2 separate regions of the Mus musculus genome follow, and region 2 is linked to region 1. A link is a loop called in an ENCODE intact Hi-C map of the cell type or tissue named here. Cell type or tissue: heart. All regions are shown on one strand. Links, peaks and the distances in the headings refer to the core of each region. The heading gives the core; the rest is flanking DNA.

What was found. A loop is a pair of places that touch in the nucleus more often than their neighbours do. Peaks named below come from ENCODE experiments on the same cell type or tissue, not always from the same donor. Only the 100,000 strongest peaks of a DNase experiment are listed, where the experiment ranks them.
Region 2: a loop joins it to region 1, with 2.3 times the contacts of the local background. A loop is called at or near these places in 2 of 42 quality-filtered maps.

The regions. Positions count from the first base shown.
Region 1 is chr13:101,732,712-101,740,711 of GRCm38, reverse strand. All of the region lies in intron 2 of Pik3r1 (phosphoinositide-3-kinase regulatory subunit 1), which reads left to right. Among named protein-coding and RNA genes, the nearest start is that of Pik3r1, 32 kb to the left of the region's middle. In heart, for the core only: a CTCF peak has its summit at 4,807 (motif pointing left); DNase peaks (open chromatin) are centred at 401, 1,741 and 4,821.
Region 2 is chr13:101,795,997-101,808,514 of GRCm38, reverse strand. No RefSeq gene overlaps it. Among named protein-coding and RNA genes, the nearest start is that of Pik3r1, 34 kb to the right of the region's middle. In heart, for the core only: no CTCF peak of the experiment used is centred there; DNase peaks (open chromatin) are centred at 6,484 and 6,964; H3K4me3 peaks cover 1,291 bases; H3K27ac peaks cover 1,185 bases; H3K27me3 peaks cover 1,122 bases.

The DNA.
Region 1 (8,000 bases), core at 1-8,000:
GGTCAGGGTGTGAATGTTTTTCATGTGACTTTCAGTTGGGTCTTGCTCAGAGAACGTAGTGGTCAAAGTTGGGTTCACATCTTGGGCATAATTTGCAAAAGTGAAGTTTGTAGGTGCAGGGTGGTTCCGTGAAGACATGAAGATGAATGGACGTAATGTTTATCTTTGAAGTCCTGTTTCCAGAGGACACTGGGGCAAGGAACAAACGCTCTTCTGTTCTGAAGCATCCCAGTGTTTTCCCACGTTGGGTCCACGAGACTGAGTAGAGGGCTTTGAGATGCCATAGCTCCAGGATACATTGTTCCCTCCTTTTTAGGAATCGGGTATCCCCAGTACTGGGGTCAGGCTCCTCATCACGCCTCTGAGGTAGGAAGTGCACGGAGCCCAGGCTTACCCACAAAGCCAAGCCACAGCTGAGCATTTCCCACTGTGGAAAGTCCTTCCTGTGTTTGTCACCCATGGACTCAGCCCTTAGTGTCTGGGTCAGTTGAATGCCTATCCAGGGAAAGCCAGTGGTTTGGCAGAGAAAACTGGATCTAAGTGGGAATAAAATTTGTTGACCTCTGCCTCAGAGGGTCACATTTTTCATTTATATTTCACACGAGTCATCATAAATTACAGTGCTTATAGATAAAGAAGACTTCCTCCTTCCTCCCTCTCCAGACACCACATAATGGAAATTGCAAGTTTCTACAGAAAGGCCGATACTGCTGCCTCCTCCTCTTCTTCCTCCTCTTCCTCTTCCTCCTCCTCTTTCTCCCCCTCCTTTTTTTTTTTTTTTTTTTTTTTTTTTGTAAACTAAACAAAATGTCAGTCTCTGATGAGACTTGCTTCCTGCCAGAATTCCCACTGGTCTACTGTCACAGTTTCCACAAAGGGCCAAGATGAAGGAGGGAAACCCATTTTGAACCCTGTGCTCTTCTGTATTATGGGAAAGCTGCTTTCTGCCTCAGGATGGGGAGAACTGTTAAGTTCTAAACCTTAGTGATAGGCACGTAAGACCTACTGGATTCTAACTGCTGAAGGAGAATGTCGATTAAGGCAAGATTTGTTCTGCTGCTGCGATCAGACATATAAAACTTTGCAAAGTTTTGTTGTTCATTTCCTGTTTAAGAAAAAAAAAATCACCCTGTCCTATGAACTCCCAGAAGATGAGAAGATTTTCCTCAGAGAAAATTCAGTTCTGGGAAGAGCCCTCCATAGAGGTCATAACCTACAAAATTCTTGAAGGGAAGTTTCAGTGAGAAGAGGGCAGGGACGGTTGGGAAGCTCTGAGTGCTGCAGTGGGTGACTGGTGTGTGAGCCCCTGCTTTCTTGAGCTGCAGCCTTCATGGGACGTGTAACACACATCTGCAGAAATTTTGGGGGAAATTAAAAAAAAGAAAAAGAAAAAGAAAGAACAACATGAAGTTGGGAGAAGTGTAGTGGAGGCGAGGAAAGAGTGGACTTTGATCAATGTATATGCAGGTATAACTATTAAATAAAATATTAAAAAATAGATTTCTGTTTCCAGCACAGGGCAGGAATAGCCTAGCTAAGTAGGAGTTTGCACCAGTAGTTGTATCTTTCCCAAATGACTGCTGGAGAAAATAAGTGTAAGCCATTGTCAACAGGTTGTGGAAGAGACTGGTTCAGCATGCTCGCTACCAAAAACTCGCCTTGCTGCGAGGCTGGCCCCAGCCCCAGCCTTCCACATAAAGCAGGTGCTGTTCGGATCAGAGGCTGATCATCCTTGGCACCCAGAGTGGACAGCCTGCCAATTGTTGCACAATCGAGTGGACCCAAGCGACAAAGGACTGCTTAATTGAAAGTGTATAAAATGGTTCCTTAGTTGAACCTTAGTGGGTCACACCCTTAATCCCAGCACTGGGGAGGCAGAGGCAAATGACTCTCTGAGTTTGAGGCCAGCCTGTTCTATAGAGTGAGTTCCAGGACAGCCAGGGTCACACAGAGAAAACTTGTCTCAACCTCCCTCTGCCGTCAAATAAAATGGTTTCTTAGGCTTCATGGACAATTGAGTAACCCCATAACCCCAGTTTCCTTTCTTTATGGTCACTACCTAATCCTCTGGGATCAAGCATAAAATATTCTGGTCTCTTACAGTGAAAAGATTAAACAGCTGAAGTTTAAATTAAATCATTAATTTGGAGTTTTCTGTGACTACATTCATTATATTCTCTGTTGGGATTACGTTCCTGTGGATTTGACAGATACATAAAAGTGACAATATGTGCTTATCAAGGGCAAATAAAAGTTCTGCACGCTGAAATCCTGAGTGGTGTTTTTAGTTTTCTGTTTATATTAAAACCTTTTAAAATTGAAATGATTTAACGAGGTTTTCTTTTTCTGGATACCTAGTAGAAGAAAAAATCAGAAGCATGAAGCAATTGAGTATATTTACGTGGAGACAGGCCTGAGTGATGGAAATTTTTTTTTTTTCTTTCAGTAGGATTTAGCAGAAAGCATGTGTCGAAAGTCTTACCTAAATGGGTCATAATTAAAGACGTTGGGGCTTATTTATTTTAATTAGAAATATTAAGCTACACTCAGTGGGCTTCATGGAAAAAATTTTTTTCTAATTGCATATTTTATTTTACGTCAAGTAATAAATTAAATTTTTGTGGGTACCAAAAAGACGTTTTAGCTTTAACCACAATCATAACTCATGCTAAATATATTAATGTTGTGTTGATTAGCTGGCTAACTGTTTCTGGAGAGTTAACTGGTGAGACCTATTGTTGTTGATGTTTTTCGTTTTCCAGTAATAGTGGCAGAGCAATCAGTGTCCTTTCTGGAGAAAGGTTCTCGTTTGAGTTGCTCTGATCAATACAGGTGACTAGAAGCAGAGGTAAAGAGCAGCGCTTACTTCTGCTGTGTTCTCTTTAAAACTCTGTCAGATGCTGTTGTTGCGTTGCCCCTCCCGTGGGTTTGACAGAGTTTCTGGGAAATCCACAGAGGCAACTCTCTCAGCCTCTTACGAAAAGGGGCAGAATGGAAGGGGGAACTCACTCACAGTTCCTGTCGGGATTAAACCGGGCATCCAAGTGGCGCGCCTCAGGTTGACTCTCAGACCTAGCTGCTGTCTCTGGGATGGAAGATCCCATCTCAACATCCTCCATGTATAGCACAGAACAATCCTTGTTACCCATCTCGTTTTCTCGCCAAAGAGAATCTGTAGAACAAAGCAATTTAGACTACTCAAGTACATTGGCCATTCCCAGTTGTCTTTGACAGTTCTTAATTAGAGTAAAAACGGACACAGTCAGCAGTAGGAACAGTTTTTCGGGACATTTGGGAATTTGTACAAATATACTTTAGAGGAAAAAAAAAAAAAAAGAAAGACAAACTGTTTGGCTTCTGCATCATTTATTATGTGTGCGCCCTTGAATCTGGTGTAAAGTGCCTGGGATGAAGATTGGTTTCTGCTATTGTACAGCCAAAGGGGTAGCCATTGCACTATGGTCTCAGTTACATGGTGAACTTGTAAATAAGTCAGGCATTAAAAACTTCCAGTGGCATCCTTGGCTGAGAGTCCGTCTTAGTCACTGTGAAGTATTTGCTGCATGACCTAAAGATGGTACCATAACATACATAGCCTTGGCTTTCTCATCTGTAAAATGGGATCGATGGCCAGGAATGAGCTGTGTGGGAGCTCTCTCAGACACACCTCCACTCCCAGAAGACCCCAGGACCTAAGGCTCATTGATGATAATTCTCAAAACAGAAAGGACACATTGAACACACACACACACACACACACACACACACACACACACTCAGTGTTTCTTAGACTTAAGTGATATGTTTGAACCTGACGAAAATGAAAGGAATTGAGATTGCCCGGCCACAGGAAATAGAGGCCAAGGGCCAAGTTAAACAGCTGAAACCACGCACAAAGCAGGAGATCATGGGAGATAGCAAACGCTTCGACGCTCTCTTTGTCGGTGTTTGAGGGAGAAATGACAGCAGAATTGTCATGTTTAGACCAGCTGCCTCTTCTACCTCACCTGAGAGTTCTCCTCCTCGTCCGTGGAAGGCAGACAGGACCAGCTGTGTTCTGTGGCAAAATGCGTTTTTCTCCACAGCTCGGTGCTTTCCCAGGCGCAGGCACCCTGGAACCTGGAATGGTTTCGTTTCTTAGCACAGAGTTTTCATTTAACATGGAACATTGTTGCTTGAATGATGCTCATTAGGAGTCTCTACTCATGTTTTCCTTTGCCTGCTTCAATAGTATCTAGTTCTGTTTTCTGTTTGTTTCTTGTTTTGTTTTCCAAGACTGTTCTTCTTTAGTCCTAGGAGACTAATACTTTACACACACACACACACACACACACCCAAGCTGACCTCTAAACTCATGATAATCCTCCTGCCTCAGCTTCTCTAGAGCTAGAATTATAAGTATAGGCAATCAGGCCCAACTGTTTGTGCCACTTAGGTATAAACCATTCCAGGGTCATGGATCTGTTAGGCAGAGTTTAGTTGACTCCATACTGTATCTTCAGAGGGCATAGTACTGGCAAAACCATACCCAGAGCTGCAGTTCACTTCTGCTTTGTCCATTTAGTGTGTCCATTTCCTCTTTGAGGAAAACCTTTGGTTTTTCAGAACTCCATTTTCCTTTACAAAGTCAGAGTTGCAATAGCAAAATAACTTAAAAATATTTTGTTTTCTTGCTCACTAATTCATTATGAAATAGCTCAATGCTTAAAAGGAAAAAAAGAAAAAATGTGCTGGGTCTTGGTGGGAGGGAGGACATGCCTGCCTGCCTGCTCTGAATCTGATTCTCCTGCCCAATAGAGGTTGCCATCTATTGGCCAAAGAGAGAAATAAAATGAAAAGTTCGGCCCACGCTCCAGGTGGTGCGATGGTCACGGAGAGGTTCTTTTGGTAAAGTTCTTGGCTAAAATATATGAAAATGCATGATTCTTTAGGAACCTTAAGCCCAGGATCATTGGCCGTAGCCGGTCTCTGTAAGTCATGATAGGTATTTAAGAAGTGGCTACATAGCTCTTTTAAATGCATATTTCTTGAGACCACCAGAATTCCATTTTAATGAAATATTAAATGGAGTTTTAATTAGACAAATTGATGGCTGATTTTGTAACTCTGTGGTTGGTTTGGGCTTTCTTTCATTCCAGCCTTTGGAATCTGGTATTTCCTGCCCAGCTGACATGAGACAGGCTCTGTAGAACGGGCAACTGGTGGCTCTTGGTGCTGGGATCTGGTTAATTTGACCATGTGCACTATTTAGAGGTTTAAGTAGTGGCATCTCTCCAGAGTTGTATAATGTCATAAGGTGCATTTGACAAAAAAAGGGAGGTGGTTCGTGGAAAATTCTCAAGCAACTGCAAACAGGGGAAAGAGTTCCTTTGGTCTTGGGTGGACACACACACATACTCACCCACTCCACACTCCACACACACACACACACACACACACACACACACACACACAAACACATAGGACAGCTTGAACTTAGAAAGCACCAGTATAACAATTTTTATTATTAATAACACATCATTTTAAATTGACTTCTCATCCCTAATATCTGAAAATAATCTTATAAATCCTGAAAGCTAAATTGTATATACATTAGTGCTTTACTTAATATGCCTCACCATGGTGTGTGTATGTGTGTGTGTGGTGTATGTGTGTGTGCGTGTGTGTGTGTGTGTGTGTGTGTGTGTGTGTGGTGTATGTGTGTGTGTATGTGTGTATGTATGTGTGTGTGTTGGGTAGTATCCTAACCAACTATGAATAAGGCTCACAGTCTAACCTTGTGGTTTTATTTCTTCCTTACCTGCCTGTTCATATTTGGAGTGTGAAGCTTTTTTAAATGCTGTGTACTACCCAAGTAATCATTTGATACCCTGGATTCAGGCATTTGACGTTCAGTTAATTAATTCCTGTGCCTTCCACTGTGAACTAAGAACGATGACAGCTAAAGAAGGAGGCGGTACAAGAGAAACCAGGAAACCCATATGTTATTTGCTTCCATTTTCACATAGTACACCTATATATGTGTGAAACAAATATATAAACTGTTACAAAGCAGCATATTGATGAATTGAAATGAGTGGAGCATGATACGAGCAAGAAGCCGGCAGGAGAACGGTTGGAGTGGGGCCTAGAGAAAGCAGAGTTTTTGAAGGAAGCGAGACATGTTTATGTGTTCTGATACAGGTCAGTATTAGGCTCACCCTGAATGGCTTAATGTCATGTGAGCAGTGGGGAGAAGAGAAAGGGCAGCATCATGGAAATGGTTGAGGCATGGGCATCTCCTGTGGGCAAGCCGAGATGTATTGTTGAGGTCAGGCTGTGTAACTTCCTTCTGAAAAGGCCCTGCCCATTTACCAGTCATGATACCTTTCTTTCACTTCTATTTTTGTCCCTTCCTTTAGGAAAAGGACTAGATGCTTACTCGTTAGTTAAAACTCAAAGTCATTTTCCTGTTCTGGTTGCTTTTGTTCCTCGAGTTTGAGAAGAATCGAATTAGGTCCGCGTGAAACATTTGGTCCCTCTGTCAAGTTTCCATTTTCCTATTACCTGATATGTCTTTCTTTTTAAAATGCTGTCCCCTCTCATCCACCAGATCTGTATCGTGGTGCCCCTCCTTGGTCTTTCCCTTTTGGATAAAGGCAGATATACTGAGCTTTAAAATTCTGCCTGGATAGATTATCTGCTCTGGCACAAAGTGGCCCTGTCATAAAACCCAGAATTGAAACATCCAGTATTGACGTCTTTAAATTCAGCCTTACTTTTAAATAATACTGGACTGGGTTGTTGGACATCATCATAACTAAACTGTTTCTCTAGACGATGTAGGTTAATCCAGCAAGCCCTTCTAGGAATTCTGTTGCAACTGGTACCCTGTACTACCGGACTCCATTATAAATGATTTAACCTCCTATAAAGCTGCATTTTAATAGGTGTTTATAGGCATCACTTACCAAGTATTTCAAGGGCTCTTTAAATGAAAACTGCCAGGGAGGGAAGGGTAACACTAGCGTTTTTTCTCACAGTTATAAACATTCCCACATAAAACAGGGTTGGTGGACTATGGGTGAGGGAACAAATACTTAAGGCTCCATCTCCTACCGCTGACTTTCACTCGTTCCCACGATAACTGGAGAGAATTCCTTGGGAACTCCTCTTCACAGACTTGTGTGTTATGTGTTCATTCTGTGCCAGGACCTGGTCCTGGCCTGGATGCCTTGATCAAAGCTCATAACTTAATGGAGGGAAACAGAATGCTGGCCGTTCGGCCAGACAAGTAGTGTCCTTTAGGATTGGAGCTAAGCTGGAGGCACCTGTGTTTGAGGTGCCATGCCCTCCTTAGTCTCCTACGTATTCCTGCCAGTGGCTGACTTTTCTTTCTGGGGGGTAGACAGCTGGTGTTTGAAGTGGTAAGGTATCCCGTGGGATCTACACCTCAGCCATAGGCTCCATGGGATATGGTAGTGGAGACCCATGCTTGCTGTCTTGCCTTTGCTGCCTGCCCTCTCCTTCCGCCTGCTTGTGTTTGGCGAGCTTTGTCAGTTGCATGCCTGTGATGAAGATGGCAGGGCAGAAGACTTGACTATTTCTGTTGGTAACATACCAGTGTGTAAATTGGGAAGTTCCCTAAGTGCGTTCGATTTCTATATTCATTTGCTAAAATTTATGTGACCCATAATGTCATTGGTATGCCCATTTGCAGTGATGTACTATCATTAAAAGTGACTTTGGTGAAGTGGCTTTGGTGTCCTTGTCTGGAACCGTAACCTTCAGCTATAGAACACGCCGAGGGGAAACACATGTTTTAGATCTTACAATGAGCTTGGGAAATAGTACCCACATGTAGGCTGGAGACTTCCTGTGGCGGGCGACAGGCAGCCTGTGAGGAGAGCCTGCTTTGGGACCAGGACTGTTCCTGTCATCGAGTCCCGTTCCTAAGAGCGGCGCCCAGAAGGGTGAATGAGCTGCCCTGAAATCTTTAAGATTCCTTATGAGATTTCAAA
Region 2 (12,518 bases), core at 2,607-10,606, 65 kb before region 1:
ATCTTTAAAAAAAAAAAAAGGCATGATGTATTAAGAGCTATGAAGACTCAGAAAAAAGACAGAAGCAGCTATGTCTAGTGGGATAGTGTTTGTTTAAAACAATGGTTTTTAACCTTCCTAATGCTATGACCCTTTAATACAGTTCCTCATGTTGTGTTGACCCCCAACCATAAAATTATTTCGTTGCTTCTTCATACCTGTGATTTTGTTGCTGTCATACATTGTAACATAAATATCTGATGTGACCCCTGTGAAATGGTCATTAGACCTCCCAAGGGGGTTGAGACCCACAGATTCAGAATCTTTGGTTTAAATGAAAGGCAAAGTTTGAGCTAGTCATAGAAATGGGAAGTTTGAGTACTTTACCACAAAGGTGTAGCTTATCTCTATCAGTGTATCCAAAGTCTTTGAGTACACAGAACATTCCACCTCTGGGGAATCCTACCTTAATCACTAATGAGCCAAGCATGGTCAAAGATCCATAGGTAATTATTAAGGAATAACTGGATCCGATAACAGTGACTCACTCCTGTGATGCCCACAGTCAGGAGGCTTAGGCAGGAGGATTACCATGAGTCTGAGGCCAGAAGTAGACCTTCTCTCAAAACAAAAGAAAGCCAGGTATAGTGGTGCATGCCTTTAATCTAAGCACTCAGAAGGCAGAGGCAGGTGAATCTCCTTGAATCTGAGGGCAGCCTGGTCTACAGAGTGAGTTCCCAGACAGCTGGTACTATATAGTGAGACCCTGTTTTAAAAAACGAAAAACATAAAACAAAAAAGGAAAAAAAAAAGAGAAGTGAGGGAGGAAAAGATGAGAAAAGTAAGACTTGCATACCAACAACTGGATTAATATTTGACTAAAACCCTCAGCAATGTAGTATCCACATGGAAATATAAAACTAAGACAGTTTTGGACACTCAGAACCAATGGAGCCCATAGGAGTATTCCTTCAACTAACTTCACACAACACACGATGGCCGAGCTATACCCAACTACCCTGGAATTGTGATTTAATAAAATGGATCCTGTTTTGAGCCTTTAAAAGAGGCATTTGTTGGGATTGTGATGGTTTGTATATATGTTCAGCCCAGAGAGTGGCACTACTAGAGGGTGTGGCCCTGTAGGAGTAGGTATGGCCTTGTTGGAGTAGGTTTGTCACTGTGGGTGTGGGCTTAAGACCCACACCTAGCTGCCTGGAAATCAGTCTTTCACTAGTAGCCATCAGATGAAGATGTAGAACTCTCAGCTCTTCCAGCAGCGTGCCTGCCTGGATGCTGCCATGTTTCAGCCTTGATGATAATGGACTGAACCTCTGAACCTGTAAGCCAGCCCAATTAAATGTTGTCCTTAGAAGAGTTGCCTTGGTCATGGTATCTGTTCACAGTTGTAAAACCCTAACTAAGACAGGAATGATACAGGCATCAACAGATTTAAAGGAATTGGACTCCAAAGCCTTGAGGAGATGAGGTAGAGCTTCTAAGGAAACAGAAGCAAGATTTGAGTGCTGTTCTCTGTAAGGAAGCCACCCACAAGACTTAGCTCCAGTGACTCCACAGCCTGGTCAGGTCCCTCAGGCATCCACCAGGAATTTATTGATCAACCTTCCTCCTCTCAAAACAGCTGCACTCTGTTTGAGGATCCAAGAAATAGATCTTCTACACACCCTGAAAGTACATGACTTTGCCTACAAAACCAGTACCTTCCCCAGATAGAGTATAAACCAGCACCTTGCCCAGATAGAGTATAATTGATTCAAGAGAGGACATGTGCTCTATGGAGGGCAAGGGTAACAAAGATATTCTTTCTGCCTCTCTGAGTGACACTGAGAAAGTGCTTGGCTCCTTCCAGGATCCAGTGGCAACCAGTGGGTGACCTTGATGGGATTCAAGCATTAGTCCAATAGGCTTAGACCAGAACAGAGATGGATGGACCACCTCCTATGCTACAGTGTTGATGGCTCCCTCGCTGTCATCCTCCGGTGAAGTCAATCAAACATTCTATTGATTTTTTTAGTGCTATGAACTGGTAAGTTTCTTTTAAAATCTATTTAGGTTGGACTTTCAAGGCTTTACATCTGATGGCCTCTATGTCTCCATACTAAAAGCAGAGATCGTTGCTGAGGAGTGTCTACTTACAGGAAAATGAGGCCTTCAGCCTGACCAATGTCTGCTTCAGAGTCAGGAAAAGAGGAAGGTATGGATTCCACATGGCCTGTTAGGAGGGGAGGGTGACAGAAAACAGAGCTGTAACTGAGGCAGGTTGACCAGCCACTGTGTATGAAAGACTGACCATCCTTGATGCTTTACAGATACTATTTAGTGAATCCCTACAAACCCTTCAGATGGCCTATTCTTCCCCCCCCCCCCCCCACACACACACACACTTTTCTTTCCCTTTATTGGGTATTTTCTTTTTTATATTTGCATTTCAAATGTAATCCCCTTTCCAGGTCTCCCCTTTGGAAGCCTCATATCCCATCCCTCCTTCCCCCTGCCTCTATAAGGGTGCTACCCCACCCATCCACCCACTCCCACCTTCCAGCCCTGGCATTCCCATACACTGGGGCATTGAACCCCCTCAGGCCCAGGGGACATTCCTCCCACTGATGTCCAACAAGGTCAGATGGCCTATTCTAACCCTTGTGAAAGTGAAAGCTGAAGCTGAGAGAGAACCACTCAGCTGGCCAAAGTTATGCTTCATTCTCAGTTCCATCTGACTCTGGCAGCCCCTCCCATCCCTTTGCATCTCAAAAGCAGGCGCCCAAATCAGTGTTATCACCACCAAGCCAGAGACTAACAAAGGTGCAGATAAGGAAATGACCAACCCAAGCACAAAAACCCTTGGGCTGAAGACGGGAAGGCTGCAGGGGTAAAAGCCACTCTTCACATTACTAGCACAAGCAGAGGTACACAGAACAAACGCTGTGGCCATATGCTCTACTCAGAATCTCTGCAGTGCGGGAGCAGGGTCTATTCTGATCTCCTTTACCAGCAGACAGAGATGAGGCCAAAGAGGTTAGATGGCCATTTCTAAAGCCACAGAGCTGGATGCAAGATGTAAACTAGAATGAGACCCTGTCTTGGCTCTATCTCGTTGGTCCACAGCAACTGAGTGTTGACATTTTGGAAAAATGATAACGAAGTTCCCTGTTGATCTGCTACTTACTGAGATGAATCATGTCATCATTAAAGGTGCTTTTCTTTTTTAAACCGGTTAAATATGAGGCAATAATAGTACCTGCCGTGTATAGAAATCAAATAGATCAGCAGCAGGATCATGATGAGTACTGATTTTAAGTACTGCTGAGCTAGTCACACTTCGTGCTGTACAATAATGGCTCTCTACCCATCCAGCCCTATCTTGAGTGCCCATTGAGTGTCTTTTCCACTATGGTGGCCTCCAGTGGAATCTCAATTACAGTTTGTCAGTGATCTGCTCTAGATAAGACTCTCAATTACTTTGCCATAAATTAACAGAGAAGATAACATGAAGGCCCCCAATTTTCAACTGAATTTGTGTGACCATTGGTCTTCTTTCCTCATCTGGTAGAAAACGGGGAAGGGAAGGGGATCTCCCTGTCTTTCTCCACCCTCCCTCCCACTGTAGGAATTTGCTACTAAAAAGGATCTGAGGCACTCAGTCAGTGGTGACTTATGAATAGGGCTTAAGGGATGGCATCTGCTTCTCAGAGTATTTGATATTACACTAAGGTCAAAGCTCTCTAAGGTTAGGGTCTGGTGTCAGTCTAGAATGGGATGTGTCTGCGTTTGCCTTGGTTCTGCTGCTGTGGGATCAAGAGGAGGAGAGGGGGGGAGCCTGGATCCTTTTCCATGTCCAGGTTCTGCCCTCCAGGATGGAGATAACCTTAAACCAAGTAGTTAAGAGGGAAGAAAGGGTGCTAGATTCTTCCTAGGACTTTACGAGACAGCCTGGCTGGGGTCGAATCTGCTTCCATTTGAACCAAGAGGTAGGGGTAGAAGACACATCCACTTAGAACCAATCTCTTTAATAAGGACAAAAAGAAAAAAGAAAAGAGTGTGGGTGTGCAGGGTCAAAAAACAAAATACAAACAAAAAACAAACCAGAATAGGACATAGCGATCTGTGAACAACCTCAGGATGCAGGCAGAGCCCAGGATGCACACATCCAATTTTGTGCTTAGCTGGTACCCTGCTGTGCCTGCTGTGCCTGGGTGGAGACAGATTCAGAGGATCAAGGTGGCCAGCATGCTCTACGGTTATTGCCTACTCTGGCTACTCTCAGGACAGGGTTGGTACACCTGCCCAGAAGGTGGAAGGATAGGGCCAATTTCACCAAGAGTTCCTTGAACTTTAGAGCTGCAACAGGATTGGGGAGGGAGAAAGGGATTCTCAGAACTGGATGTCCAGAAGACAGGGTGGCCTAGAGTGGCTCCTGTGCTGGGAGTCCTAGATTAGCAACAGAGAGTTGAGCATAGAGGTGGGGCATGCCAGGGGAAGCAGGGTAACAGCATGTGTCTTCTCAGGGTCTCAGGCATCACTGCAAAGTTTCTTATGGAGCAAGGACTCCACATAGCCTTCACAGACACCTAGCTTCATACAGGCTAGCCTCTGGCTTTTCCAATGTGTATGGAAGCACTAGTGTGAACTTGTGGAATAAACACACACACACACACACATGGTTAGTTATATATTATGTTATATATATATTTATATATTATAACACACACATATCTTTCATCTGGTTTTGACAATCCATCTGTCAAAGGGCCATATGCTCTCTCTCTCTGAGCTTTCAAAGGTGACATGTTGTTGACTGTAACTTGAAGACTTGAAGTAGAGATGGAACAACGACTGATGAGCATAAGTGGTATTAAATAAGTTATTCTGAGAAAAATGAATCACCGGGATCAGGAAGACCATTGTGAGAGTGACTGTGTCTCCCTACTAAGAAGGCCACAGTGTGAGGATAGAATGATGCTAGAGAGAAACCTAACCAGCTCTTCAGCCAGGAGGTCATGGTCAACATCAACAGTCATAAATCATGTTCAACTGTCAACAGACCTGTAATGAAAAGCTGACATTGTACCTCTGTGGTCCTCCTCCCCCAAATCTATTACATCTGCTCTAATCGTGAAAGAAAGAGAAAGAGAGAGAGAGAGAAGGGAGGGAGGGAGGGGGAGAGAGAGAGAAGGAAAGGAGAGAGGGAGGGAGGAACAGAGGGAGAGAGAGAGAGAGAGAGAGAGAGAGAGAGAGAGAGAGAGAGAGAGAGAGAGAGAGAGAGAGAGAAAGGAAATTAGACAAATCCCAGTAGGGGCGTCCTCTTACCACTAACGAGTCAGTTACCAGGGCTCCTTAAGACTGTCAAGGTCACTGAAACTGGAAAGCTTTCAGAACTCTTAGAGCCAGTACAGCCGAGAATAGACAAGAAATAAATGTATCATGGGAATCACAGGTAGAGGGAGCTTGTGGTTCAAAACTACATTCCCAGCATTTAGGAGACAGATTCAGGATCGCCAAGAGTTCAAAGCCAACCTGGGCTGTTGCCCAGTGAGTTTGTTAAGTGAGTCCCAGGCTAGCCTAATCTACAGAATGAGACCCTATCTCAAACAAACCAGCCCACCCACCAATAAAGACAAACAAAACCCTAAGGAAATCTTAATAAACTATTGTCTGCCTTTGGTTAGTATATCAATATTAATTTTTAAATTATAACAAACATACATGACTGATGTACCTTAAGGACAATGTTAGGAATAAGGGACCAGGAAGACAGTTTATAAAAGCTCTTTGTACTATTTTATTTTTCTTTAAATATCAAATTGTTGTTGAAAAAAATCTTTTCCAAAACTTTGTAAGATCATATGGCCTATTAGCAGTGGAGCATTTCATCCAAGCTCACAAGCCCAGGCCGAGAAATATTTACTGGAAAAGGAGGTTTTTTCGCACGCATAATTTTCCAGAATTGTACTATCCTCTGTAATGAAAAGAGTGATCAGTGCCTTGTATCTGAATCATAAATTTAGTCTGCGTTCCCATGGTAGGTCACCTGCTAGGGCCACAGCCATCTAAGTAGCATCAATATGGGCTCTGTATGGCATTAACTAAGAGCTTTCCCGTACAAAGTGACTGTTACTTTTATACTCCTACTAAGATTGGGTTTCTTTCTGTAACATTTATAAGCAGTGTAAAAAGTTGGACGATTAACGTCTCTGAAACGTTATTTTCTCTTTTAAAAGAGAAAGAACATAAAGGCCACAATCAAACTTTGAAGGGCTGTACCTACCGAGGGAACGAGTACAAATTCAGTGCCTGGCACCTCAAAGTTCTCGGTAAACGATGTTTGATAATAAACACAGTTATCTTTCCCAATCAGGAGAAGATAATCCCCTTTGGTCCACAGGAAACATGGCTCGCAGCTCTTTCCTCGGCATGTTTCCTAATTTAACTACACGAAGCATCTAGAAGGCACTCTGCCAACAGCAGCCTCTGGTTTGTATCTAAGCAAGTCTTGGTCATTAAGCAAAGTCAGGGCATCACTGGCCAAGCAGAGAAAGGCCACGCCACAGGGTACATCTGTGCTCGCCAATGCTCTCTGTTCTTGAAACAAGAATGCAATAATTAATAAATAAATAATAATACAATAATAACAATAACCCAGGACAGTTAGACAGTGTCAGATCCCAGCCCCAGGCTGGGGGGGGGGGGGGCGGAGGGGACGGGTAGGAGGGCTCCTTTCTCTTCTTGTTCCTCAGCACCTGTCACGGAGACGGGATGCAGGCTCGGCGGCCGCTTCCTCCTGCCCCCGCCGCCCGCCCGGCGGACCCTCGGCTCCCGGCAACGCGCCCGCGGCCCACGCCGACTAGAAAGCGCCCATTGAGCGCCTGCAGCTGCCGGTGCCGCTTGCCCAAAAACTAAATAAAGCCCCGACTGCAGTTCCAGCGAAGAAGACACTACTGTGTTCTTCCCAGCGCAGTCACGGCTATAAAGCATTAAATGCAAACTGCTGATTGTTAACGCTGCATTTGTTTACACCCCGAATCTTGAATCACAATGGGGTGGCTTTCGGGCTGCCAGGGCCGGCCAGGGCCGGCTTTATCCTGAATGCTGCAGCCTGTTCCCTGACTGGCCGCGCAGAAGGAAGTTGAGTAAATAGCATCGCCTTTGGCTTGCTGTGTGTGTGTGTGTTGTGTGTGTGTGTGTGTGTGTGTGTGTGTGTGTGTGTGTGTGTGTGTGTGTGTGTGTGCGTGTGATAGATGTCTGCTATGGAGACCAGTGGGATTTTGTTCCTGGTAGGATTGAAGGGAATGTATTGGAGAAGCCTTACTCTATTTGCGGATGTGTAAAACGTTCGGGGATTTGTAAGGTCTCCCAAAGGAGAATCCCCACACTGTATGAAATAAAGCAGATGCGAATGAATGAAAGGATTCTGGGATTCTCTTAAAGGGCTGCGGGGAAGGGAGAAGGATGGATGGGAAGTGTGGCCCACTGGCTAAGCTCGCTGATGGATAGCTAGCTGCAGCATTTATCCATCCCTAGCACCAAGCGTGACCATATATATGCCTTTAAAATCCAGCAGTCACTCTCTCTGCTAGTGAGTTAGAACGTTTTCACTTGAAAATATTGCAATGAAAAAAAGGCCCTTTGCACTCTGCCTTTCCAAGCAACAATCTGTGACAGAGCTTTTCTTTTTAAAGTTTGCGCCGTTAAGTTAGGATGTGCTTATATTTTTATGCAGTTATTTTAAATCTTTAAACATACACTGAAAAAGGAAAAAAGTTAACTTTCCTAAGTGAAACGTCTTTGTATCATGCTCTTCTGGTTTCTGGTGACCAATCCCTATGCCATTAGTATTCTTAAAACAATAATTCATAATGAGTAGAGTTATGCTTCACACAAGAAAATAAAAAACCTCCTGAATAGAGTTTGCTTATACCAGGTTGGACTTAAAACCTAGAATGAACTACTCATAGCTATCAACGTCAGGAAATGTATCTGCCCTGGAAACACACCACTGTCTTCAGAATAACTGCAGAATCATAGCGGGTTTCCGCACAGCATTTGGAAAGTACAGATACAGCGGTGAAATGACACCTTCTCACCTGCATATGTAATCCGAAGGGAAATGAAACGAACATGGGACACACCATGCAAATGAGAGACAAAGCTGGAAACCAGAGTGCTGGAGAAATGATTCAATTCACACAGGCATATGCTGTCCGCTGGCACCTTGCACCAGCCGACAGAGTCTTTATTCCACAGTGAAGAGCTTTCGAGTCGAAATGCAGAAGGATGCAGTGAAAGTCACAAAGGGGCAGATCTCGGAAGGGACATTGACAAAGCAGGAGGACCACCGGCAGTGCATTTGGAGCACCTGGTCCACCTAGAGCTGGTACTGGCTGTGAAGGAAGAGAAGAGAATCTGCAGTCTTGGAGGTCTCCCTGGGTAGGGGGGCTCACTGTCTGATGGGAAGATGAGATGTGCACAAGTCATGTGAGAACTGCACCGAGGCTGTAAGAATGGAGGGGATTGAACGCCTAATGAATGGGAGACCAGAAAACAAGACACACAATTCACAGGAAGACGATCGGAAGGTCTCGCACCAGAGAGAACGTTGGAGCAAAGGGAGAAGCCTGAGACTTTGCCAACAGGGAGACTTTCCTTCCACAGCTGGCTTAGAAACATAACTGTAGCTTGAAGGGTCCTTTCTTCCTAGCCAAGTTGGGACCCAGCACTAACACTATTAGATGCAGACATGCCTTCTTCTTCTTCTTCTGTCATAGGGAAATTTCCAAAAGATTTTGCCAAGGACACACTTAGACATTTTCAACATGTTCCAATTCAGAGTGGATCCACCATGTAAAAGAAGCATGGCATGAACTTGCTATTTAAATGGCACCTCTCTCTTTCTCATGTGGATTTTACATCCACCTGTACTTCAGGCAGTCATGAAACAAGTGTTTCCCCACTCCCATTAACTGATTTCAAACCCACAAGGATCTTGCACAAGGTTTGAGCTTACCCAGCCCCATAGACACACTCACCCCTAGACATTTCCTCACTCACAGTGTGAATGCTCTGTTCAGAAAGCGGAATGCAGACAAGCGACAAAGGCAAATGCAGCCAGAGTGGATGCAAATTATTAAATTAATTTTTTTGGAAAGCAAATTTAATTTTAATTAAATTTGAAAGCTTACATATTTGCAAAGACAGTTTGGTATTTAACTCTCAGACTCTTCATCCTAAAACCTTTTGCTTCCTTTGCAAACCTACCCAATGACTCCTAAGGTCAGGCAGAAACATAATTCCAGCTCTTCAAATAAAGAAGTCAAAATGAAGGGGCAAGCTTAGTTCTGTCCCCAGGTAGGACCTTAAATTGTCTGCAGTGACTGGAACCTAGATCAGTAGACGACAGCCTGTCCAGTCATGCAGCTGTATGACTTAGTTTGTTTTGTTATTGTTTCAAGACAGGGTTTCACTGTGTAGTCCTGGCTGTCCTGGAATTCACTCTATAGACCAAGCTAGCCTCGAACTCCAAGATCTGCCTGTTTCTGCCCCACCCCCACCCGGCTAAAGCTGTCATTCTAAGAAGGGGCTGGGTCAGGGGTTCACCTCCACTTGAGTTAGAGTCTTTGAATCTTGATCACATTAAAAATACCTGTGTTAAGATTAAAAAAATAAAAGACAGAATGGATTTATGAACATATAATGGAAGAATCACATGCCACAGGATGGAGCACGGGGGTAGGAGGCGAAAGCCTGTTCTTATCTTCAAGTTAGTTTTCCTCTGATCACCAGACCAGAATGTGCCTCAGTGTGGTTAGAGTAAGAGAAGACTCAGCGTGACTTTTTTTTTCTAACAGAAACAAATGTCCAGTCATCTGAGAGCACACCAATAGTGTAAAATAGAAAAGTAACTGTAATTTAAGGGCTTTTTTCTTTTTACATTATTAAGTCAGATGATTTTTTTTTCCTAATACTCATATCTCGCATGTGCATTTCTGGTTTGAAGAACTTTAAACCATGTTTCAAAGTTACATTTTTAAGTTTTAGAGCATGGCATAATTCTATGTTTGGAAATTTTAGGACAGCTGAATGATTTTCTATCTGTATGTATCTATCTAATCTATATTTATCATTTCTGGAGTGGGCTGTACACATAAAAAAATCTCGTGATAATGTGTTACCATTATATCTTTAATTCTTGGTTCTTGTAAGAATAATGTTGGTGAAGACATCACTATAGTCACTGTTAATACATAATTAATTACCCCCAAACCAGCAGCTTAGGCCTGTGCTTTCATTTTTGTTCTCAGCTTTATGGTTGAGAATCTAAAAAGGTCTCCGTAGGCAGGTCTCTCCCAGGACCTCGCCTACAGGTACAGTCAATGGTACCTGGGCTCCTGCCCCAGATGAGGCATGCACTGGCTGCTTGGAGTCCCTACTGATGGTCTCTTTGTTGTTGACTCCAGCATAGTGTTGAAGAGCAGCCAGATGTCCTGTGTGGCGGGTAACCTTACTTGGAATATGCAGGAGAGTAAGGCAGGACTTTCACTCTCAGTTGCCCCTGCCAGGGGCACCTCCCAGTGGGAAGAGGAAGGGGGTCTTTGAAGGCATGTTTTGAAGCTGTGGTGGGTTTCCTTTTGTTGTGTCCTTTAAGAAGAACAATTTGGTGCTTAGTTTCTTAAACTAGACTACAGATCATCTTCAAGACCCCACACGTTTGGGAGTTCGTTTTATGCTTCTAGAACTTAGTACGGGGCTGTTGTGTACCAAGTGCTACAAAACAGAATCAAAGGCCTACAGTCAAAAAAAAATCCCACCCTTCAAAGCAAACAGTCAGGTTTATTGTGCTGATAAAACCACCCTAGAGAGATAACCAGGATACCTTAGGTTGTTTGAGTCTGAGCCAGTCATCTAATTCAGCTCTTCTTCTTTTCCCTCCAATGACACAGTTGCAGGTTAAGCTGTACAGCCAAGTAGCAAAGACAGGACCATTGGTGCCCAAGGTCTAGTCATTGTTTCTGGTCCACCTGAAAGCTCTGTTTTATCAGTTATTGTTTGAGAGTTTGGTTTTATTGAAACTCAGAGAGACTCCAGTGGCTTAGATCATTCTTATACACAAGAATGGGGCAAGACTTTCTGTCAATCTGCTGAGTGCAGCAGGAGCCTTTCCCTCTCTCTCTCTGACCTTTCTGTCTATTCTAGGAAGATAAAGAAAAGTCCCAGAGGCCTCCCCAGGAGGCCCTGGGGCTCTGCATTGATCTCTGCAGTCTTGAAAAAAACTAACTTCCTGGCCGTTTCTTCTTGTTTCTCAGGAGAATCTTGTGGCCTATCTGTCTGGGACCAAGCAGAGTCTGAAAGGCTTCCTGTGACTTCTACACAGGCTGTGAGGAAGTAGAGATGTCACAGAATGTTCCAGGAACGTTAGACTATGTTTCAGGCAGTGCCTATGACTTGGGACCGTGATGTAAGTCATCATCTTGGCCTTTCGGTATGAGACAAGCAGCGAGCCCAGTAGCCACCTTTGTATCACGGAGATGCAGGTTTGCAAAGAAGAATGGAACTGTTAAAGAGCCTTCCTAGTGGCTACCAGGAGGGTAGGAGCAATGCTTTCTGGCTTAAGGTTTGTCTAGCTTTCCTGAGCAGAAGGCTTTTACTTCTGCATGTACTGTGGCTGTAATTAAGTGATTCACATTCACAATGCTCAGTATTTATCTAAAATACTCTAAGTCCTCATTAGGAGGGGGGAAATTCATTAACATTTGGCTTCCTGAACTTACTAATGTGGTACATCCCTCTCTAAGCTCCTTTTAACACTAGGGTTCTCCAGAGAAACGGAATAGTGTGTGTGTGTGTGTGTGTGTGTGTGTGTGTGTGTGTGTGTGTGTGAAGATGCAAAGAGATTTGCTGCAAGGAATTGCTAGTATTGTTATGAAAAGCTGACAAAGCTCAATGAGCAGCATACTAGAACCTTAGGAAAGCAGGGGTCACCAAGCTGGGTCCCAATGACTTGGCTTAACCAGAAGCCAGCTGGAGTAGCTCTAGGCAAATGCCAGTAAGACCAGAGATCCAGGGTAACCTGAAGACGAGAAACAAGGCAAAGCAATGCTTCAGCTCTAGGTACCCAGAGGGAAGGAACCATCTTTCCTGTAGTAGCCAACCTCTATGTTCTAAGCTTCTGCAATCTGCCTGAGTCTCACTCATGTTAGAGAGAACGATGTATTACCACGTCTACTAATTCAAGTATTAATTTCATCCACAAACACCCTCATACTCAAAATATGTTTGGCTGGATATCTGGGAAATCTCTTACACAGTTACTTTTGATACAATTAGCCATCACACTTACGGTGATGGGGTCACACACTACAGAGGACTAATCAGATAGAAATCTCAGATAAATCTCCATGATTGTAACAGAAATGTCTCTCTACTTACTCTGATCTGGTACTCATGTATATGTAAAGTTTTTCCTGTTTGCTGTGCGCCCACAGCATTTCTATTTAGGGCCTGTAACTATATGGGGCAGCCCATGT